2 separate regions of the Homo sapiens genome follow, and region 2 is linked to region 1. Evidence: chromatin loops called from intact Hi-C (ENCODE). Cell type or tissue: HCT116. All regions are shown on one strand. Each heading gives the region's core, and the rest is flanking DNA. Links, peaks and the distances in the headings are about the cores only.

What was found. Peaks named below come from ENCODE experiments on the same cell type or tissue, not always from the same donor. Only the 100,000 strongest peaks of a DNase experiment are listed, where the experiment ranks them.
Region 2: a loop joins it to region 1, with 5 times the contacts of the local background. A loop is called at or near these places in 4 of 110 quality-filtered maps.

The regions. Positions count from the first base shown.
Region 1 is chr10:101,834,531-101,846,254 of GRCh38, reverse strand. It overlaps KCNIP2 (potassium voltage-gated channel interacting protein 2), which reads left to right and starts at 2,455. Exons shown (of 10, transcript NM_173191.3): 1 at 2,455-2,759. The coding sequence starts at 2,687. It overlaps ARMH3 (armadillo like helical domain containing 3), which reads left to right. Exons shown (of 26, transcript NM_024541.3): 26 at 1-656. RefSeq lists silencers at 2,233-2,482, 6,229-6,418, 10,010-10,139, 9,969-10,263 and enhancers at 2,438-2,943, 9,299-9,799, 9,969-10,263. In HCT116, for the core only: CTCF peaks have their summits at 2,597 (motif pointing right) and 5,416 (motif pointing left); DNase peaks (open chromatin) are centred at 5,454, 5,945 and 6,324; H3K4me3 peaks cover 1,803 bases; H3K27ac peaks cover 1,353 bases.
Region 2 is chr10:101,208,471-101,220,194 of GRCh38, reverse strand. No RefSeq gene overlaps it. Among named protein-coding and RNA genes, the nearest start is that of LBX1, 15 kb to the left of the region's middle. RefSeq lists enhancers at 1,732-2,323, 2,916-3,507, 5,358-5,407, 5,418-5,487 and a silencer at 5,208-5,257. In HCT116, for the core only: CTCF peaks have their summits at 5,294 (motif pointing left) and 6,391 (motif pointing left); DNase peaks (open chromatin) are centred at 5,304, 5,874 and 6,384; H3K4me3 peaks cover 1,688 bases; H3K27me3 peaks cover 318 bases.

The DNA of each region.
Region 1 (11,724 bases), core at 1,229-9,228:
TCTATTCCTGTCATGGTCTAGTGCCTGGGAGGGAGAGAACTTTCTGGGGGTAGGGTGCCCTCCATCTGAAACAGGCCAGGTGAGCATCATGCATAAGGCCTCCATTCTGTCCGCTCAGATTCTGGGTGGGGCCACAGGCAAATCTCCTGACTTATGGGGAGTTGGCTTGTGGTTCCTCCCTTGGATAGCCTCCATGGAACCACTATAGGCTTTCCCAACAGCTGCCTCTGAAATAGCTGCTGCTTCGAGATCCTCCCTTTTTAAAGCACTTTCTAAAGCCCTCAGGATGGCGGGAGCAAACAGCACTGGTATATTCTAGGAGTAAGTGCAGGAATTCAGCAGTGAGAGCATGTCTGGGACCACCTGGACTGCCATCCATTTAACCTCAAATCTCTTTGGGATACTCGCCCTCCCTGGGAACCAGAGTTCTGGCTCTAACATTGAGCAGCTATGCACTAGTTCCAGAGAAGCCACTAACAGGCTGCCATGTGTAGATGTAGGTTCTTAAGAGATCACAGGCTGGGTCATCTGATCACTGGATGGATAGCTCAGCCTGGGGCATTTAGTGTTTTCCCTGGTGATAAATCCCCAAGGCAGCTGGATTTGGAGCTGGTGGCAAGTTGAAATTATTAAAAATTGATTTGTGTGGGACTGTCTTTAGTGTTGCTTTTTTTTTCCTTAATCTCTGTTGCCCAGACTCATTCCTCAAAGATAGAGGTAAGGTAATCTCCTAGGTGCTGCTGCCATCTGGCTAGGGGACCCCTACCTGCCCTTGTGAACTCTCCTCCTTCCTCTGAGTCTCCTGGCCCTAGTAGAGGTCAGTTGGGTTCGGAGAGCTGTAACCTCTCTTGTCCTCTGGGTAGAAGGAGGGAGAAGAGAGTTAGTTCCCTTATCTCCAAACTTAGTGGTATTGAGGAGGCAAGCCAACCCATTTGGCCACTTACGGATTCCTGCCAGCCTTTCCTCCAAGTGAATGAGGACAGGTCTAGGGCATGGGGCACTAAGCAGAGGGCTCCTTGCCCTCCATTGTAAAGGCCCTTCTCTTGACCAGTTTATTCACATATACCTATCCCAGAACTCCAAACGAGAGTGCCCATTCTCTCCTGGAAATCAACCTTAACAGGAGCTGCCCAAGCACTTTCTATGCCCAGCCTCTATACCAGGTCTGTGGAGCCTCCTCCAGAGCCAAGGGAGATCCAAGCGCAGGGCATTGCTCCTAAAGACAATCTTACCCTCAGCCACTTGTCCCCCTCTTAGGCCTGAACTCCCGCCACAATTCCTGCTGGGTTGATTAAATCAAGTGGTTGGAAATTAAAGCCAATTGAAGAGATTAAGTGTGCTTGAGTCACTTTAAAGTTTTTGGTCTTAACAGGTCACTCCTTTGGACCCACCAGACAAGGTCCCCTCATCCTCATAGCAACGGGTTGGGGGGCTTTTGGGTGTGGAGCCCAGGAAGCATCCTGAGGAAGGTCAGACCTGTGACGCTCAAAACACTCAGGATCCATTCCTGGGAGATGAGGCAGCCCAGCTTCCGTGCTAGCCCTGCCTTTGGAAAGGAGCTAATCTTAAGGAAGGGGTTTCATAACAAGGGCATTTCTTTCCTACTCTGTATCCTGACTTGGATCCCCAAACCTGTCAGTTGCTCCCCATATCTGCTGGAAAACAAGGAATCTAGGACAGGACAGGTGACAAAAGAGAAGGGCAGAAAAGTTGCTGCAGGGGAGGAACAAAAGAGCAAGGATGTCTTGAGAAACTGACCTGGTTCACTAGTTTTTTTATCTTCCTAGTCGGCCTATGGGGTTCATTAGATCAGTGAAGGAGGCACCCTGAGAGTGAATAGGTTCCAGAGACGGGGTCCTGGAGTGGGTGAGAGTTGGGGTCCTTCTGGAACTTGAGAGAAGATGAAACAGTAGTCCATTGGCCCACGATGAGCCTGCTAATATTAGAGGCTGGGTTGACTCTTCCTTTGCATCCCTAACCTGCTTTAAGCACGGTGGGGACTGTCTGGGACCACGAGAGACGCATACACGGGAGGAGGAACAACAGAGAAAATACAGGCTGACATGGAGACAAACGGAGCGGGGACTCAGATATGATACCCCAGGCTCTGCCTCAGCCAGAACTGTGTTGACGAAGGGGGACGGGGTGCCTGAGAATTGGGGGCGGGGTTTCCTCCTCTCAGTGGGGCTCTTCTGTCCCGCGCTCTCCTCCTCCCCCACCCCCCCCCCCCGCCAAGCCCCGTGACTTCTGCTTTAGGGGCAGATTGCTGGGGAGCTAGTCTCCTTCCCCGCACTTTGCAGTTCACCCTTTCACCGGGTGCCTCCCCCGGGCTGCAAAGGGTGGGGGGCGGGGGTAGGGGGAGCCAATCCCGGCAGCGCCAAAGAGGGGAGGAGGCGGTGACAGCCGCGGGGAGGGGGCGGGAGGAGAGAGGCAGCTCGGCTCGGCTCCGCGCTCAGCTCCGCTCTGCCTCCGGCTCTGCGCTCACCTGCTGCCTAGTGTTCCCTCTCCTGCTCCAGGACCTCCGGGTAGACCTCAGACCCCGGGCCCATTCCCAGACTCAGCCTCAGCCCGGACTTCCCCAGCCCCGACAGCACAGTAGGCCGCCAGGGGGCGCCGTGTGAGCGCCCTATCCCGGCCACCCGGCGCCCCCTCCCACGGCCCGGGCGGGAGCGGGGCGCCGGGGGCCATGCGGGGCCAGGGCCGCAAGGAGAGTTTGTCCGATTCCCGAGACCTGGACGGCTCCTACGACCAGCTCACGGGTGAGTCAGTGACGTGGGGGTCGCGGGAGGGAGGGTGGATTCCATTCCTCCAGACCCTTCCGCCTCTCCGACCCCGGCCTGGCCCGCACCCACACTCTGCCCCATTCCCAGGCACTCTTATGGCCGGTCTGGGCGGCAGGACACTGGGGGTTCAAAGCCTTGGGTCCCGCAGGGGTTGGGGAGGAACAGAAGAGGCAGGTGTGGAGAGGCAGCAGGTGTGGGCGTATGTGACACAGGGCTGAGAGGGTGTCTGGAGTGGGAGGTGTTACGTGCGTGAGCACCTGTCATTCTGTGTGTGTGTGTGTGTGTGCGCGCGCACCTCCCACAGCTGGTTGCCATGTGCCCTGGGCTTGGTGACAGCTAGGGTGAGTGTGATTGTATGTGGCAGTGCAATTGTATGGTCTCGTCAGATGTTTGAGTTTGCGTAGGACCCTGGTTGTACTGATGAAGTTGTTTTGACCATGTGTCTCTATGTGCAACGATGTGTTGTGAGTGTGTAATTCTGTATGAAGTGGTGTGTAACTACCAGAATGTGTCAGGGCTCTACTTTAGGGTGGCTTGTCTCTTTGTAAGCCTTCATGACCATAAGCCCTCTGGGCAAGAATTTGTTAAAGTAGGTTGTGTTGTGTTTTGTGGTTGTGAGATTAGTGTTCAGTGCTAGTTGTGTACTTTCATGTGGTGATGTCTGCAGCGGGGCTCTGTGAGTGTCTATGACGTGTCTCATCCCTGCTGCCTCTCTGGCTTCCTGGTACAGATAGGGGTCTTTAGTACACCCCACTCCTTCACCAATTTTTCCACAAATAGCCCAGGTGGACCCAAGGAGGGACTTTAGTGTTCAGCTGCCCAGTCTGGTTTCCAAGAGACCTTATGGCTCCAGCACCTGGCCCCTGTAGGGAGGCTTTAGTTAGTGCTGGGTCAGCCCTCTCTCCCCACACCAAATCATGTACTGAGATTATTCTTACAACTGAATCCTTCAACCCCCAACAAACCTTTCAGAACTTCACTCAAACCCCAGGAAAACACATCCTCTTCCTTCCCCTCCAGAGACAGAGCTAGAAGCTCTAGGCCTGGGAAGTGCCATGTGGTGTCCTGCATGTCCACCAAACCACTTGGCTGCCCGGGCATCCTCTCTTTCCCACATGGGGAGGTATGTGAGGCCAGTACATCTGTGCATGTGCATGTTCCTGGGTTTGGTAGGAAGAGCCATGTGTTTGTGTAGGTGACTGTGTCACCCTGGGTACATTTCCATGTATGTGTTTGTGTCTCTCATTGTGCAGCCTGCTCTAGAAAGCCAGCAGAGTGGGAGGAGGGAGGCTGTCTCCCTGAGGCCAAAACAAAGCTGGGGAGGTGGAGGGAGGCCATGATCCTTGTCCTTCCTGAGGGGAGTGAGATTGAGACCTGGGAAGGGGGAGGGGACTAGGATGAGGTGCCTTGAGCATGTGTCTTCCCCCATCCCCCATCACTGTCCCTAGGGAGGCCCTAGTCAGGATCAGGGGAGCCACTCAGGCTGGCCCCAGATGAGAGACCATGCCAGATGTGCCTCAGAGCTGGATGGAATCCAAAGGACCCACTGTCCAGCTCTTCCATGAATTCTGTTCCCATCACCAGCTTAGGATTCTTGAGAGTAGTAAGGGCCTAGGGGCCTTCAATAGTATCACATTAGTCAGTGTTTGCTTCCAGCTTTAATGGGTTCTCACCCTTAGTGAAACCATCCCTTCCCCACTTGGCTATTTGAATGAGATTGGGTGGGGGAAGCATTTGTATTTGGAGATGCCCTGCCCCAGTTCAGTCAGGAATGGAAGTGTACCAGCTATGTGACTTTTGTTCTCTTGGCCTCACCTTTCTCATCTGTAAAAGGGAATGTTACTTCCTGCCTGCCTGCCTACCTCCCAAGGAAAATGGAAAGGTCAAATGTTGACAAGTATCAAGAATTGTGGTCCGGGTCTACAGCAGCCTAGCTGTAGATAGCTCCACACACGACTTGGAAAGTAGAAATAGGACTACCAGGAGCTCTCCTCTCGAAGGGCGGCTTATTTTATAGCGGGAGACAAATCGGGTTGGGACGCCAGTGTCAACGAAGACTCCCGGGCGGGCGGGCGGCGCTGAGCTCTGAGCGCTGAGAGATGCCTAAGCTGAAGCATGAAGGGGAGTCGTTGTCCGCGGTGCTGAAGCGCGCGCCAGGCTTCGCCTCCCCTTCCCTGCAGTTGGGATTCCTGGGATCGGATTTAGGGTAGTCTGCAGCTCCCGTCTTCCCGGCCCATCAGGCTTGCAGGGAAGCAGCTGGAAAGTTACACCTCAGGGCATCCTGGGTACCTCCGAACATTTTACTTCCCCACTCCCACCCCAAGCTCAAAAGGGAGCTGGGAGAGACTCTTTAGGAAAACAAAACAAAACAAAAAACAGTCCGAGCCCCGCCCGGACCCCTGTCTAATCCCTCAGGTCTTCCCAGCCCGGCGGGGCCGCTGGGCAGTGCGGTTCCGAGGGGAAAGGCCGCGTTTAGCAGCGGCCCTGTCTGAGCGGAAGAGAGAAAGGCCAAGAGAAGATGCGGAGAGGGTTGGAGCCTGGCTGGCTAGCCCTGAGCTCGGTCCCCCGACTGGGATCTCAGTGGAGTCCCTCCGGCCCTGAGTATTGTTGCCGGGGCGGGGGCGCCCCCGTGTGGCTGCGAGGAGCCATGCGCACGGAGCTGCTTTGCGGTGGGGATAGTCGCCGTCAAGTGGACAAGATTTGCCCAGAGTTAGGAGGTCATTCTCACCACTTAAATGTAGGGTTTTCAACCAATCATGCGGGATCCCAGTCGAAAGAGCGGGACTATATCTCTCCCGTAGGCTTTCCCAGGAATTTTAAGGCGTTAGAGAGTCCTGGAAGTGTTTACTTGGGGTCTAACCTGATAGAGATGAGTCCGGAGTCCAGGAAAGGGGCGCAGCGGGACCGAAGTGGGGGGGGGGTGCGGGGGGGGCTCTTCTCGAAGCATTCGGCTGTAGCCAGCGTATGGTGGTAGTCTGTGAACCTGCCGCACCGAGACAAACACAAATAGAAACAGTTATGAGAGCAAGGAATTTGGAGCCAGGAGACAGAAGGCAGTGGGGCACAACTCTGCTGCCTCTTCTTTGCCACCCCAATACACTGGCCTCTTTCTCCTTCCTCCTGGCTTTCTTCCATTGGCCCAGGAAGTGTGGGGAGTTGCCATGACAACTCTGTCCTCTTACCCCTTCGGCTCTTTATGCCAAAATGGTGGGGGCGGGGTGCAGGGTGCGGGGAGGAGTGCGACAGGCGGAGAAAGGGGGGCTGAAAGGGGGCAATAAAAGATACGGTTCATTCCCCATCCAGCTCTTTTCTCAAAACCCACATGTGCCTGCCTGGCCTCCCCGCCAGAACCCAGAAAAATGCTCCCTGAGAAGGCTGAGTCCGCGCCGCCCCTCCCCGCCACCCCCCCCCCCCGTCCAGGAACTTTGGGGGCGGCTGCTTCACATGATGGGGCCAGGGTGAGCTCCTCTCGTGCGGCCAGGAGAACATGGGAAGGCTCCAGGGTTTCGATCCTATGCCTGCCGGGCCGGCCCTCCCGCGCCGCCCACGCGGGCCTACCCGGGTGAGGGCGGAGACCGGACCGCCCCGGGGCCTGGGGGTGGAGCTTAGACGCCGAGCTCGCCGCCAAACCATGAACCGATGCCCCCGCAGGTGCCGGAGCCCGCTGGGGCAGGCAGCGCGATCCCTCTACCAGCTGGTGACTGGGTCGCTGTCCCCAGGTATGATGAGGAAGGGAAGGGAGGGGCAGGATCCTTCAAAAAGTGAGCGAAGTGGGTTAGGAGCTCCGCAGAGGTAGGGAGGGAAGGGCCCCTCAAATAGATGGAGGGAGCAACATCCCTCCAAGGAAAGGGCTTCCAAGACGAGATCCTGGACAGAAGCGGAGCAGGGGATGGGCCTCCTTACTGAGCAGGAGGAAGACAGCGCTCTTCAAAGAGGAAAGGAGAGGGGCATCAAGGTCCCTCACAATGGTGGAGGGGGCGGGGCTTCTCACCGAAGGCAGAGGAGGGGGCCTTAACTGAGGGGCAGGGCGCCTCCCAGGGATGAAAGGAGGAGGCCTGCAGCAGAGCAGGGAAAAAGTTCAGTCCTTTCCTGCATTTCTTGGCTGAAGGGGTCTTAAGATGAAGGGTTCAGTGTCCAGAAGGAAAAAACCCTGAGATGGGCCTAGACCAACATGAACTCAGCTAGCAAGTTCATACATGACATGGGACTGATAGACTTGTGTGGCTTAAGGATTGTATGTCTCTGTTTTCTCTCTCTCTGGGAGTGTGTATTAATGGGATTGTGCATTACTAAGTTGTGCATCACTGGGCTATGTATGGCTGAGTCTGTGTCTCCCTGGGGTTGTGATCACTGGGATTCTGTGACACTGAGACTGTGTGTACCTGGAGTTCTGTACTTTAGGACTGGGTTGAGGGTTCCTGAGCCTCTAAGTTGGTTGTGTAGCCTTCGTGAGGTTGTACCTTGGTGTGAAATTTGTGGAGTGTATGAGGTGTGGATTGTTGAGTATCCCACGGCACTGCTGAGGTGTATGCACATCTCCACTTGCATTTCCTTATGACTGCTTGGGCAGGGCCCATAGAACGCAACGTCTCCTCTGTACCTGACCTCAAACAGACCAAAACAACCTGGTCCTGTGGCATTCTGAGATCTGTCATTTTCTGGCTCTCTCCATGGGTATCCACTTGAGCCCCTGGAGTATAGATAGGGCCTGTGGCCTCTCCTTGCCATCTGTCCCCCAAAAGGAGGGTAGATGGATGGTCCTGAGCCAGAACCATACCTGGAAATCTTCTGGGGAGCATACAACCTCCAAGCCCCCTGCTTGGGCCTGTCTCCAGTGACAGATGGCTGGAGCCAGGCAGGGCCAGCTCTCAGTCATTGCAGGCATGACTTCCAGGACCCAAAATAGCCCCAACGTCTAGGGAGGTCATTAATCACTCGATGCAGCTGGGGGCTGCAGTGTCTTTGGCCTAGCTGGGAATGGTGTGGGTCTGGGGGACTGAGAGAAGGGCTTTGAGGTCTTCACTGGCTGGGTTAACAGTGGCGGTGGGGGGTGGGACAAAGCTAAACTGGGGAAGGTGGGACAGTTGCATAGAGTGGGTTCCCCCACAAGGCAGTGTTACTCACATTTGAACTGGGGGAGATAAATAAATAAATGATAGGAATATCTCTGTGGTAAGATTTGAGGGATCTGGGGAAGGCCCACCTCATGCCTCGAGATGGTTTTCCCTTGAGTTCCCACTCTGCCAAATTGCTTCCACAGAGATTTTACTTTGAGTGAAGAGCTAAATTCGTGGCACAGGGATGCTTGGGGAGGATGGATCTGGCAAGTTTCTCACTGAACCCGAGGACTTGAGAAGTCTCTGAGTGGGGAGAAGGGACAGCCTGGAAAAATAACTCATCCTTTCACTCCTGACAGACTCTGCCACAGGATGCCTGGCTGATTTAGGACCATGAGTCCTGGCAAGGCTGGGTCAAGGTCTCTGAGAGTTGAGAGTGGGAGTTAGGAAAAGGAGGGGCCAGGGCCAGGGCCAGGTCCAGGGCAACTGGCTGCAAGTTATCAGTAGCAGGGAGCAAGAAGGGGCTGTTGTGGGGCCCCTTTCCATTCAAATAGTCTGGCTTGGCATTCAAGGTTTCATGGAATTTGACCCTTTTTGATTTTATTACCCATAGCTCCCTTACCTAAACTAAGCTGTAGGCCCTAGGATTCCTTGACACCCCGCACATATTGGAGAGACTGCCTGAGGGAGCTGACAGATCACTGACTCTGGTTAAACAACTCATTATTATTATCATTATTATTATTATTGAGACAGAGTTTTGCTCTTTCAGTCAGACTGGAGTGAAGTAGCGTGATCTCAGTTCACTGCAACCTCCGCCTCCCAGGTTCAAGCAATTCTGCCTTAGCCTCCTGAGTAGCTGGGATTACAGGCAAGCACCATCACGCCTGGCTAATTTTTGTATTTTTAGTAGAGACGGGGTTTCACCATGTGAGTCAGGCTGGTCTTGAACTCCTGACCTTGTGATCCACCCGCCTCGGCCTCCCAAAGTGCTGGGATTATAGGCGTGAGCCACTGCACCCAGCCAAACTCATTCTTAATTAGCATGTCAGCTGTTATCTTGGAAAAAAAATCACTCTTTTTTCCCAAGATAAGCAGGGAGCTTATCTTGGCGGGGAGCTTCAATTCCTTCATCTGCAAAATGGGTATACTATCACTCACTCTGACCATGTCAGCTGTAAAAACAGGAATAATAGATCCTACCTCTCAGGTTTATTATGAGGACTAAGTGAGATACTACATGTAAAGTATCCAGGACACAAAATGTGCTGGATAAATATTATCTTTGTTTATTTGTTTATTTTGAGATGGGGTCTCACTTTGTCATCTAGGCTGAAGTACAGTGGCACAATCATGGCTCATTGCAGCCTCAAACTCCCCACCTTAGCCTCCCAGGTAGCTGGGACTATAGGTGTGTGCCACCACGCCAGGCTAATTATTATTATTTTTTTTTTGAGACAGAGTCTCGCTCTGTTGCTCAGGCTGGAGTGCAGTGGCGTGATCTCGGCTCACTGCAACCTCCACCTCCTGGGTTCAAGCACTTCTCCTGCCTCAGCCTCCCAAGTAGCTGGGATTACAGGTGTGTGCCACCACGCCCGGCTAATTTTTGTATTTTTAGTAGAGACAGGGTTTCACCATTTTGGCCAGGCTGGTCTCAAACTCCTGACCTCGTGATCCACCTGCCTCGACCTCCCAGAGTGCTGGGATTACAGGCATGAGCCACCTTGCCCAGCCCAGGCTAATTTTTTGTAGAGACAGAGTTTCGCCATGTTGCCCAGGCTGGTCTGGGACTCCTGATCCAACCTTTAGGGATTGGCAAGCAATCCCTAAATAGACTTTTTCCTAGGGGAAAGGAGTGGAACAGACCAAGCCTATTTGAGGCCAGACGCGGTGGCACACGCCTGGAATTCCAGCACTTTGGGATGCCGACGGGGGCAGATCACTTCAGGCCAGGAGTTCGAGACCAGCCTGGCCAGCATGACAAAACCCTATTTAAAAATATAAAAATCAGCTGGGCGTGGTGGTGCACGCCTGTAATCCCAGCTATTCGGTGGCTGAGGCACGAGAATCGCTAGCGCCACCGCACTTTAGCCTGGGTGATAGAACGAGACTCTGTCTCAAAAAAAAAAAAAAAAAAAAAGAGAAAAAAAAGCCTGTGTGAAGCGTCATCTTCCCACCTCTTCCCTGGATGGGGCAGGTCGGGGAGAAGGAAGGTGTATGGTACTGTGTGAGGTTGGACGCGTGCCCCCCGGTGGTGGCTGTATAGAACTGCAGATCAGCCAACCTCGACTGGGGCCTTAGGGACTGGCCCCCACCCCACAAATTGGGCTGAGACACAGTCATCCCAGAGCTGGACAAGAGGGAGGGCTCCTTCTGGGGCCAATCCCCCTAAATTGGGCCTCCTGGCTGGGCCAGCTTTCTAAGAAGGGAGCCAGTGTAGTGTGGTGGTTTAGAGTGAAGGCTGAGTCAGACTGGGTTAAAATTGAAGCTCTGATCTTGAAGATTTGCTTAACTTCTCTTTGACTTAGTTTCACCACCTGTAATATGAGGATAATAGTATGCCTTCATAGGCTTATTGTGAAAATTCGGTGTTACAACACCTGTAAGCACATAGTGCATTATCTAGTACATAGTGAATGCTCAGTCACCGTTAGCCAGCAGCGGTAGTAATGGTGTTACTAACCCAGAGGCCCTAGTCTTGTGGCTCATTGGCTCTGTAGGCCTCTCCCCACCCCTTTACACACACAAACACCCCACCAAGAAGAAGCAGGGAAGAGGAGGGAGGGACTCCGGGGATGCTGGCTGGGAGGGGTGGCTCCCTTAGAAGGTTCAGATTTCCCTCCTACAGCAGCTGGGCTTCTCCATCAGCTCAATAACAGTTCCTAAGGAGCAGGCAGGGCTTTAGCATCTCCCGGATGAGGTCCCAGCCACATACGGAGCCAGCACAGTCCCCCCTCCTCTCCCAAGAAGCTTGGGTTTCTTGACCCCAAAGGCAGCTGCAGTAAGTCCCCTCCCCAGAGGGTCCTGATGGGGTTAAGTGGCCTTTTTCTGCCTAGGCTACTACTGTATCTTATCCCCCCTCCCTTGGGCCTCAGTTTCACTGCCTGTGGCCTGTGGGAAGAGAGTGCTTCCCTCCTCACAGTCTCCATGGCAACCAAATCGATATTGGTGATATCCTCCTAGCAGGAGAGGTCACTGCCTTCTCCGCCATTATTCTCATACAATTCCATGCCAATACAATGACAAAACAGTAGACCCACCCTCCAAATTATACAACACATCCATACCTAACAAACTTCAGACCCACATCCTACAACCCTACTAAAACACAGGAACCTCACTCCCCATGCACACTCACAAATACTTCAACACACTCCTACACATGCAGACCATAGACACCCAGCTCACATACCCATATACGCAAGAGTCAAAATGCATAACCATACGCCAAACACACACCTCTGTGACAGGTGCACAGTCACGTGTAAGCACACAAAGACACACATAAGAGGAGACATATGCACTGCCATACTGACAAACACAGGAATATACACACAGGAAAACACCTGGCCACCACAACATATTCTGACCCATGCATCTGATTACTTATACATGTGCAGATGGTGGTTTCTCATGCACATACACCCTGCCCTTCCCTGCCTTCTCCCTAAGCTCAGCTCCTCCCTCTGCCCCTTCCCTTTGGCACAGAGTAGCCACAGGATGTCTAGGGGAAGCACTTCTCAGGGACAGAGGCGGGTCACTGCTCCCTCCCTCTGGCCCATATCTTGGCCAAAAGTTCCCAAGGAGGTGCCAGTCCAAAGGCTGAGGTGGCCCTGCGAAGAGGAAGAGGCGGCGGCTGTGGTTGGGAGGCTTGTGGGGCAGAG
Region 2 (11,724 bases), core at 2,002-10,001, 630 kb after region 1:
CAGCAAACCTGCCCAAATATGGGCAGCTAGTAGCATACATAAGAATTAAGCAGATAAACCTTGGCTGTTAAACATATACACCATCCCCACTTTATACATACAATACAGGCAAGTGACAGAGTCACAGCTCACAGTTGCCACAAGCACACAGGGCACCGGCTTCCAGACAGTTTATGCAAACATGGGAGTAGGGCAGGGGCTAGCTGGTTTAGGTGACTTCAGTGGAAATGCTGCTCGTGTTCTGATGTTCTGAGAAGAGTCCATTTGCAGAGAGGGCAGCCAGTAGCAGACAAGAGTTGGTGGGAAAGGGAGGCTTCCACTGTCTGGGGAACCTCCAAACTGGTGCCCCAGTGAAAAACCAAGTCCCCAACCACCCCGAAATGCAATCAAAGCCGCGGCCGCCCACCCGCCCTGCACAATGGCTCTGGCTGGAGTCGTTATCATTTTTGTTAACTTTTTATCGACTGTTTGCTAGATGGCGTGTCAGTAAAGTGTATGATTTGAGATGAAAAATTAGGCAGATTAACCTGAGGGGAGAGCCTGATTGATTACTAAATAGGATCAATTTGAAAGTTTTAGTCCTGGCGTTTCTGCAGAGCCTCTTAATACTTCAAACTTCAATTTTACGGGCGATTGAACTAAGCATGTTTCTGACAAAATTGATATATGTATTAATTTGCTTTAACTGGTGATTAATTACTCTCCACTGAAAGAATTATATGGAGCTGTTTGCCTGCGATTTGCATATTAATCAAATTCTAGTTGATAATTCCTCTGGTGTTGGAGGGCCGGGGCGGGGTGTGGGGTCCAAAGGTGTGAAGGAGTGTTTGCGCCTGTGCCGGTGTGTGCGCCCGTGTATGTGGGGGGGGGGGCTTCCCACCCCCCTTTTGCTCGCTCCCTGCTTAGCTGCCAGTTTAGTGCATTAAAACCAAAGATGCAGAACGAGTTTGCCCGGCTATTTGGCGGGAGCAGAAATTGCCTGTCCGGTTTTATGATCTGCTCAGCCTGAGCAGCCGGGTCCTTAATGTCCCCTGTCAAAGTGTCCGCGATTTAAAGGGAAAACGGCCCCCGCTTTAGCGCCGCGCGGGGCCTGACAAGGGACGAGGCAGGGACAAGCACCCCCTCAAATAACTCCCTCCCCTCCAGGACCATGGTTTCCCGGCGGCGTCCCAGCTCTGGGGACCCTGGAAACCGAGCCATGTCCTTGGAGTAGTCCAGCTCCTGGGATGCCCCAGCCATGGACCCCCACCCCGCCCCACAACATTCATCTACATGGGGATATATGCAGAGACCCAGAGATGTCACTGTCACTTGAGCTGACGGGCAGGAAGCCACCGTCTTAGACACCACAGACACAGTTACCCAGTCACATTGCTGTTCACTTAGACCCCTGCTCGGGCCTGTCTATAGACACACTCAGCTACCCATATGTACACCCAGACACAGAACTACACACAGGCAGGGAGCACACATAGACACCCAAGTCACGTCTACATGGCCTCTCAGCCGCACGTGGTCACACACACGCAGACACACGGAGGTCCATACACACACACCCAGGCATGGAGACACGTCGCAAAGGGATTCTTGGCCGGATATACACCAGACTCCTGCCCACACCCTCCCGGGAGCAAGCAGTCCCCATGCAGCCCCTCCTGGTCCCCTAGCCAGGCCGACCCTTTAAGCTCAAGGGGGCGGCGCCACCAAATCAACTTTTCCCATCTCTGGATTCAAAGGGTAGGAGTGTAATTAAAACCAGATAATTAATGAGACAATATTCCTCCAGCTACATCTTTAATGAACAAACCCCTTCAGGGCAGCCTCTTCTAGGCTCATTAAAGAGAAGAAAGTTGGGCGGATTGCGGACTTCCCAGCGCGTTAATAACGAACCCGTGGTGGGTGCTTCGGCCCGAAGAGCGGGAGCCACAGCGGCCCTCTCTGGCCCTGGTTCGTCCACCGCCACGTTGTCCCTTTGTCCGCCCCCACCACCACTCCTCACCCCCCAATCCCTTCAGTCGCGTGGCCTCATCGTCTCCAGCCGCCCCCCAGCGACCCTGAAAGTCTCTGTTCAGTGACCCCCGGCTCCGCCTGCGCTTTCTCTGGCGGCCTCTCACCGGTACCAGGCCAGCCATGCGCTCGGCTGCAGCCGGGTGTTGGGCCTCCCAGTTCCCCCGGCTGGGCGCTGAGTGCTCCAGGCCGTTTGGCTGGATGGAACTGGCTCTGTAGAAGGGAATTCGAGGCAAGGTAGGGGCCCGAGTCTCCCTCTGAAACTCAGTGCCCTAGGTGGGTGGCCTAGGACTGACGTTTGAGCGTCGTCCTGGGAACCGGTGGGCTGCAGGGAAGGGGAGGATGGTGATCAGCTCGTTTTCCACGCGCCCCTTCGCCCTCTCAGGAACGCGCACTAGCAACCATACTCCTGTGCACTCGCGCGCACGTGAGCGTGCACACACACAAGCGCCCACTCGGTGGTGCACACACATGCGTGGTCGCAATGCCTGGGGTCCAGACGGCGCGGCCCCAGCCTGGAGAGCCTAGTCTGGGCCTTCCCCAACCGCACGAGGTCGCTCTGGCGTCACTCGTCTCCAGGTCTCCAGGATGGAAGCCTTTTCGTTCCGTGTTCAGCGTCTGGGGCCTGGAGCGGACAATTCGGGCCGGAGAGACTGGGAGCGGGCAGCGCAGGAGGGGAGGGGGGCTCGGGCGGGCAGCGGCGGTAGCTGTGGCAGCGGCTCCGCCGGCGGCGCCTGCTTTCGCCTGCGCCGGCTTTTAGGGATGAGTTATGTGGCAATGAGCGAAGTAAATCTGCATGCGCAAAAGATGCTAATTACTCTTAATAGCCTACCCAGACGCCCCGAGACTGGAAACCCAGAAACGTAAATCTGCTCCCGATAAATATTTTTAATTGTGAAATTTCCTGGAAAGAAGGCTTTTGGTTCGCGGGCCCGAGGCATCTGGCTTTGGAAGGAGGAAAACGGCTCCCACCTGGGAAGCAGGGTCAGGAGTCAGGGTCCCGCTCGAGGGCGCCAGGCGCTGGCCGAGCGACCTGAGCCGGGCCGGCCTGCGCTGGGTAAAGTTAGTGATGTATCGCATTAATTACCAGTGTGAGCTGCAAATGGTTCGAGGCCCAAGGAAAATTAATGGGAATCCAAATTCTAATTATGTAGCTGTTGTTAAAGAGTTTAACTAGATAGTCACGGAGAAAATTGGATTATGCATAGAAATATGCAGCCAGCGCACGCGGGCCGGGCAGGCGGTCAGGGGACTCGTAGCCAGCACCCACCCCCCTTGCCTTAGAGGACGCTCCTCCTCTGCGAGGAAGGAAAAGACCCACCCCAGCGTATAAATAAAGATCCCGCGTGTCCCGATGGCAACGGCAGGGCGGGTCTCTGGCTGGCAGGAGAGGCCGAAGGTTTCAAAGGCGCGCGCTTGGATGCGGGGCTGGTGTGGAAGTCCGGGACTTCTGGGTCCCTTGGTCTGAGTAAGCGTTTGTGCCTGCCCGTTTCTCAGACTCTAGGTCGTTGCTCGGCTAATCCATCCTGCACTCCTTTTGATAATCATATAATTACATCTGAGCGCTGTGAGTTTACATTTTTTTCCACTCTCAGTTTAAGGAAATAGCCACCAAACGGAAGCCCAATTACACCGAAGCCTCGTCATTCACTTTATTAAGGACCCTGGATATGTTTCCATTTTCGCAGGAAATGAGGTCTGATCAAGCAGCACTAATACCTTGGGCCTCGGGGAGGGGGCGGGGACTCTCAGGGGCTGGCTAGATTCCGCGCGAGGCCGCGCCGCCCGCAGAGCCGAAACTGCCAAGCGGATGGCCCCACCTTGGGGCGGCAGATACCCAACTCTTCACGTCTCCCAATTCCTCCCAGGACCTCGGATTCGTTCTGTCGGGGCCACCCACTGGGCAGACCCACACCTTCCCACATCTCAGCGTGCTAGGCTCGGGGCTACCACACGCTGGCGCGGGTGGGGGGCGGATGGGAGGGCCAGGAGAGTTGAGGGGACTTTGCATTCCCAAAGAGAGACCCAGAGTCCTTTCAAGCTCCACCTACCCCCTTCCCAGGTGTTTGGCAACCTCCGAGGATGCTGCTAAGACCTCCGGAGCCGGGCAAGCAGGCCTGGAACGTCTGGGAGGCATCTTCCGGGGTCCCATGCCCCGCCTCCTTCAGTCTCTGATTCCAGTTTTCCATCGCCCCTTCAATGGGAACGTATCCTTTCCCCGCTGCCACCCTGTGCTTTTGAAGGAGAAGACGGTGGGTCCAGGTCTCACCAAGGAGCTCGGGTCCACCAGGCCTGACCCCGGCGCCGGCGGCTTTTGCCCCTCCTCGGATCTCGAGTTCCCAGACGGCGGCCAGGCAGGATCCATGCCTGCGCGGTGGCAGTGCAGCCACTTGGTCTCTCCAGGTTTTCCTTTCCCTCCACACAGGCCCCCGACTGAATTCAGGGGGTGAGGAGTGGCAGGGATGGTGCCTTTAGGCCAAGCCTCGGGAGAGGGGGATGAGCTGGAGGCAGGACCCCACAAATTTGAGGCATCAGAGTCTCTAATTTGCAAGCGCCGTGGAAGCCAGTCGAGGCCCTATGGATCGGTCCAAGAAAGGCCCCAGGCAGAGAATGGCCCGCGGCGCGGAGGTGTCCGCGAGAAACTAATTCCGATCTGGATAACGGGTCTGAATTAGACACGTTTACAGCCCCATTCCCCTTTCCTCCTGGGCGCTGGGGGGCAGTTCCTCGAAACTTGGGGGCAGATTCCCCAGGAGCAGCTGCTGTGGGTGTCCGAAGGAAGAGCGAGGAAGGGAGCCCCGGGACGCGGGAGTCTACACCCTCTGCCCTCCCAGTCGCAAGCTCAGAGCAGCTGCTCATACACAGACCCGCGTATCCTGGGAGAAAAACAGATGAGCGTGCCCTTGTATGTTTGACTCCTGGGCCAAATGTGGCCTCTAAGACCCCGAATTCTTCTCCTAGCAGCCTCAGAACGGAATCCATAAATTCAGAGAGGCAGGTGTGCCGACGACAGTCTCCCACCCCTCCAGGTCCTGGGGAAGGCCGGGGGATGCCTCCTCTCTCCCTCGCAGCGCCTGCCACGCTTTTGCCCCCCTCTTCACCTCGCCCCTTTTAAGCCTCCGGAGAACGATGGCTGCCCAATGGCCCCATGTACCCAGGCCATCCCGCTGTTTCAGGGAGGATCCTAGGGTCCAGGCTCTTTCTTCCTGCAGCCCTCTCGGGTCTCCAAGCCCGCCCCCTCTTGAGCACAGGTGTTCGAAAGGCCCCGCTTCTCTGTGACGCGGGCTTCGAGCGCCACCTAGCGGTACTTGACGCTCAGCAGCAGTGCCCGCCCTTAAGCCACCCCTTTCCCCACCCATCCGGAGCCCGGATAGCCATCCTGACGCGGTCCCACTCCCAAACTACAAGCTCCTGAGTGAACACGCTTCACCCCCACTTTATTATTATTATTATTATTACTATTATTGAGACTGTATCGCCCAGACTGGAGTGCAATGGCGCTATTTCGGCTCACTGCAGTCTCCACCTCCCAGGCTCAAGCGATCCTCCCATCTCAGCCTCCTGAGTAGCTGGTACTACTCAGACGCGCACCACTACGCTTGGCTATTTTTTTTTAACTTTTAGTATAGACGAGGTCTCACTATATAGCTCAGGCTGGTCTTGAACTCCTGGGCTCAAGCGATCCTCCCACCTCGGCCTCCCAAAATGCTGGGATTACGGGCGTGAGCCACCGTGCCCGGACTTCTTTTTAAAAATAGAGACAGGGGTCTCTGTCTGTCACTCTGACTCAGGCTGGAGTCCAGTGACATGATCATAACTCACGGCCTCCCAAAGCTGCCGCATTACAGGTGTGAGCTACCGCGCCCGACCTCTCACCCTCACTTCTTGGAACGGAGCCTTTAGTAGAGGGCCGCAAGGAATTGCAGGGGTGTGGCTAGGGGACTCTCACTTGGACCCGGCAGATGTGCGGGACACTGTTTCAGGGTTTGGGTTTGGCGTGGGGTTGAGGAAGGGACCACCCCATGTCTCTGCTGGCGGGGAGCAAAAAAAAAAAGGGGGGGTTCTCTGGCCGTGTGCGGTGGCTCACGCCTGTAATCCCAGGAGGCAGAGGTTGCAGTGAGCCGAGATCGCGCCACACTGCATTCCAGCCTGGCGGCAGAGTGACACTCCGTCTCAAAAAAAAAAGGGGGGGGGGTCTACTTATGAGCCCCTCTCATCCCTATTCCTACCCGAGCCCGGCCCCCAGCTCAATCCCCGGTACACTGCGGGCAAAGATCAGAACACTGCGGAAAAAAATCAGAACTTTCTCGGCTCGCAAAGTTCCGGTCCTCGCACCCTCCGCGGCATGGGAAAGGTTAGGTAGGAGCGCCCTCTGCCGTCTGTTATTTGGCACTGCGGCGGGCTGCGGGGCTGGAGGCAGCGAAATTCCTCTAACTGGCTCGCGGTCATCTCAGCTACCCTCCTGCCTATAGGGAGGAAGTCCCTTTCCCAAAGGCGCACAAGGGTTCCTCCGATCTTCATGGGATTGCACAGGGAAGGGAGACTCAGTGTTGCTGAGTTCCACCCGCACTGTGAGTTCTGTGCTAATCTTACCTCTTTCCCTCCTGCTGTGGGGTCAGCTTCCTCCCAGCTGATAGGATACCTGGGAGGTTAGAAATTTCTTCCCCTGCACCACAGTATATACATCATATTTCACAGCATAAATATATACAATGTTTACTTGTCACTTAAAAGTAACAATGCAGAAATTGCCGGTCGCGGTGGCTTATGCTTGTAATCCCAGCACTTTGGGAGGCCGAGGAGGGTGGATCACCTGAGGTCAGGAGTTCGAGACCAGCCTGGCCAAAATGGTGAAACCCTGTCTCTACTAAAAATACAAAAATTAGCCGGACGTGGTGGTGGGCGCCTGTAATTCCAGCTCCTCGGGAGGCTGAGGCAGGAGAATCACTTGAATCAGGAAGGCAGAGGTTGCAGTGAGCTGAGATCATGCCATTGCACTCCAGCCTGCGTGACAAGAGCAAAACTCCGTCTCAAAAAAATAAATACATAGGCCAGGCACAGTGGCTCATGCTTGTAATCCCAGCACTTTGAGAGGCTGAGACCGGCAGATCACCTGAGGTCAGGAGTTCGAGACCAGCCTGGCTAACAAGGAGAAATTGCCTCTACTAAAAATACGAAAATTAGCTGGGTGTGGTGGCGCATGCCTGTAGTCCCAGCTCCTCTGGAGGCTGAGGCAGGAAGATCACTCAAATCTGGGAGGCAAAGGTTGCAGTGAGCCGAGATCACGCCACTGCACTCCAGCCTGGGTGACGGCGTAAGATGCTGTCTCTAAATAAATAAATAAATAAATAAATGTAACAATGCATAAATAAAAATAAATTTCTTTCTCTACAGTGTGATCATCAGGCCTGACGGACGGGCCACGTTCCCCAGCTAGCACACTGCAGATGGAAAGGTCAGGGGAAGAGTGAGTGCCAACCCAGGCTCAGTCCATGGGTCTTGCGCGAATTGTTCAGAGTAGATAAAAAGTGGTAAGAGGTGGCGACAGCCCTGCCTGGCACTTCTAGAAGGGCCAGAGATCCCTGAGCTTCTGGTGACATCCTGGCAGAAAACCTAATAGGTAGTGAGTGCAGCAGGAAGTTCTATGCCCCATGAGGGCCCTCACATGCCTGACATACACATGTACTGACTCTGTGGTGCACCAAACACTCCCTTACACAGGCTCAGGCTGCCACCATGTCTTGACACTGAACTCCTGACCCTGCAGAGCCACACTCACCCAAGACCCACTCCTGAGACCTGCTCCCACCCAACTGCAGGACCTTCTCCAGCCCTGAACGTTTAGGAGAAGCAAGGATCAGAGTGGGAAGAACCCCTGGGCAGGTGTGGGAGGAGGCAGTCTGTTAAGGTCGCTTTAGGTCTTTGTCCTCGATTTTGAGACTGTCCTTAGAGAAAGGGGAGTACTGTGTCTTACTGTGTGACAGGAGGGGTACTGGGCTTCAAAAGTCCCTTGCGACCTGAGATCTGGTGACAGCCTTTCATTCGAGGCAATGCTCTGTGATTGTTTATAAGTCTCCCAGAACTCTGTCCCCAATCCCCTCTTGCCCACCTGCCATGTCCAGAGAGCGGGAATCCCCCCTAGACACAGATTAGCCACAAGTATTGGGAATTTCCACTTACTGTAAGTAGCAGGAAAATGAGAATCCTGAGCCCCAAGCCTTAGGTGGGGAAAGAGGTGAAGGAGATCCTCTGTCCCCCTTCCATCTGTTTCCATCCTTTTTCTCTTGGGGTCTTAAGTAGTTTTCCCTGGCAGAGTGTCCTCCCAGAATGGACATCTTGGGGTCCCTGGAGTCACTGCACTAGAGCCAGGATACCTCGTGTCCCTCTTCCCTTCCCCCAGGATGGGAGGGCAGCAAGGGAGAGCTGTTGATGGGCCCGGCTGGCTAGTCTGAGCTTGAAAACACAGATTTCAGGTCCTCACTTCATAGCCACTGAAATAGAATCAGTGGGGCCTGAGAATCTTCCCTTTATGAAGCAGCCTACTCCTTCTTTCTCCTTCTTTCCCTTTCCCAGACTCTTCTGGGAGAACTGCAGAATCTCTCCCCTTCCCATCTACTCCTCCCCAGCGTGACTTCCAAATGAGGAAATCCACCTGATATGTGGGATCAGATATCCTGGGCTTAAGTCTGTAACTTCCTAGCTGTGGGACTTTGGCAAGTCACTTCATCTCTCGAAGCCTCAGTTTCATCATCTGTGAGTTGACCATAATATTCCCTGTCTCAGGGGGGTGCACTCAGGGTCAGATGAGCTAATGTCTTCACAGGGTGCTTTGCAAAAGGCACATTTTAGTCCAAATGCTGGTGACTATTCAAGAATTTCAGTGCCAGATGTAGAGGTGTTGGTAAGCCCAGGGAAACCTTCTCCTGGCCTGAGCAGTGAGCTCTGGAGACAGAAGGGGGAATGATCCCGAGATTGGAGTCCAGGCAGGGCAGTCCCCTCCCTCAGAGAGCTCATCCTTGTGGGCATGTGAGGGTCTCTTATTTGCAGCTCCCCAGGGCTCCACACTGAGTGGGCTTTTCTTCCCAGCTCACCTTTCCCACCAAAGATATGTAACTGATCTCTGTGGGGGGAAGAAAGAAGGAAAATACCCATGCCAATTACCTTCTTCAAAAAGAAATTGGGGCCAGGCACAGTAGCTTATGCCTGTAATCCCAGCACTTTGGGAGGCTGAGGCGGGTGGATCACCTGAGGTCAGGCGTTCGAGACCAGCCTGGCCAACATGGTGAAACCCCGTCTCAACTAAAAATACAAAAATTAGCCGGGCATGGTGGTGGGCACCTGTAATCCCAGCTACTCGGGAGGCTGAAGCAGGAGAATTGCTTGAACTTGGGAGACGGAGGTTGCAGTGAGCTGAGATTGTGCTACTGCACTCCAGCCTGGGTGACAAGAGGGAAACTCTGTCTCAAAAAAAAAAAAATTGGGCTTACTTAATATCAGTTTCAGTCACTGAGAAACTCACATCAAGTTCTGGGGAACGTGTTAAAAATACACAGGCTGAGCTGTAGTACATTTCTGTCATGGTCTCCAGCTATTGGGATTTCTTTGTCCCTGGGGGTGAGACCTACTGCCTTGGAATACCTAGCGTTACTGATCATAAGCAGACAGTGAGGCCTCCCAGAATAGCCCTCCCAGAGATGCCCCCTCCACATCCCTGGTTTTCTTCCAAAGATGGGGCAGGGAGCAGTGAGCTGGGCAGACTATGGGGACAATAAGCTAGAGTGACATGGACTTAGAATGACAGGAGATAGGTCTAATAGAAAGAGCAGGGCTTTGAACTGTGGGGCAGGGGAGCAAAGCACGGGTCTCACTCCTTCTAGCTGTTCCTCAGCCTCGCTAAGCCAGTTTCCTCATCTGTAAAGGCGGGTGATACTAAGACCGGTTCCATCTCCCACGGTGGTTATGAGCAGCCACTACTTCCACAGACAGAGCTGCATTTTTGCAAACATATAGATGTGTGCATATATGTGTAGAAATAAGAACAGAGCATGTGTCCTATTCTGAAATTCACTTTTTTCACTTAATAACATTTCTTGGTTACTTTACCAGGCCCTTTTTCCATGGCGATAGCTTGTAAACCGCAAAACTATTGAAATGTTAGTTAATTTAAAGAACTCAGAGAAAACACTACCCTTTGGAGACGAAGGGCTGTTTTCTCATTGGGGTGTAGTGTGTGTGTACCCATGTCTTTGTGTTGCTAGGTTGGAGGAAAGGGAGGGCTTGTGAGTGTGCATGGTACTTCAGCAGCTGGAGACCCAAGTGGGATGAAGACTTTTCTGATTTTTAGGAATATAGAGTCTGGAGTGAAAACAAATTGAACCAATTAGGAAACTTCATCCCCTAGGGAGCCCTCTCAGAAGCCTCCCAGGAGCCTGCCTGCTTGGTTACTGGCCCTAGGGGGAGTGTGGAGAGGGGGAGACCTATGTTTGCCTCTGGGGTGACACAGAGGGTATGTTAAGGTATATTTAAGCTGCTGTGACAAAGAGGTCCCCCAATACATAGACTAACAGGGATAGGTGTCTATTCTTTTTCACATAACAGTTCAGTGTATAGATCTCTGTTCTATATGTTGTCATCACTAAAAGCATGGACTCTGGAACCTGGTTGCCTGGAATCAAATCTTGCCCTTGGTGACCTTATAGCAATTACTCAACCTGTGTCTCAGGTTCCTTACCTGTAAACTTGGTTGGACTTCATAGGATTATTGTGAGGATTAAGTGAGTTAGGACCCTCCAAAATTATTTATTGAGCACCTACTACAGTCAGTCATAGTCAGTCATTGTTTGGGGCTCATGGTAACTCCCACTGGTGGGCTCAAAGTGGCTGCTCTAGCTTCTGCCATCATGTCTGCCTCCCACTCAGTGGGAAGAAGGAAAGGGCAAAGGGAGCACACACCCATTCCTTTAAGGTCATAACCCAGAAGTGGCATACATCTGACCTCGTCCTAACCATCAATCAGAATTTGGTTGTATTGACTCAATAAGCTGCAAGGGAGGCTGGGGAGTGTAAACTTTAGTCATGTGATCATGTGCCCAACCAAAACTCAGGCATACTAACAAAACAAGGAAGGAATGGATACTGGTGGGAAATTAGCAGTTTCTTCTCTCTTCCCCGGGGCAGCTGCATCATTCTCATATACAATTGTTATGAGCCAAAGGGGGCTGTCTGCTCAATGTGCCAGGTTTTGAGAAAAGAAAGGCTTTTATTGCAAGTTGACTCACAAGCAGACATGAGTGTGAAGCTCAAATCTGTCTCCTCGTCTTGGCTTCAAAGCAGTATTTTTATTAGAAAAGGTTCAGGGGGTGGATTCTGAGATGAGCAGATCATTGGTGAAAGGAAAGGGGAGATCTGGAAAGTCCCTGGGCATGCGCAGTTATCTCTTCCTGGGATCTCATGGGTCGCATGTGCAAATTCAAGGGGAGTTAGTATGAAACATGCAGTGGAAATTCAGTCGGTGCCATCAGCAAGTTCATCCTGCGCAGACTCCAGTTGTCCATGTTGGTTCCAACCAGTGTTAGCCAGTTCTTTTGATCTCATAAGCAGAGGGAGTTTCAGTTGTTTCTTTTCCTTTTTTTTTTTTTTTTTTGAGATGGAGTTTCTCTCTTGTTGCCCAGGCTGGAGTGCAATGGCGTGATCTCAGCTCACTGCAATCTCTGCCGG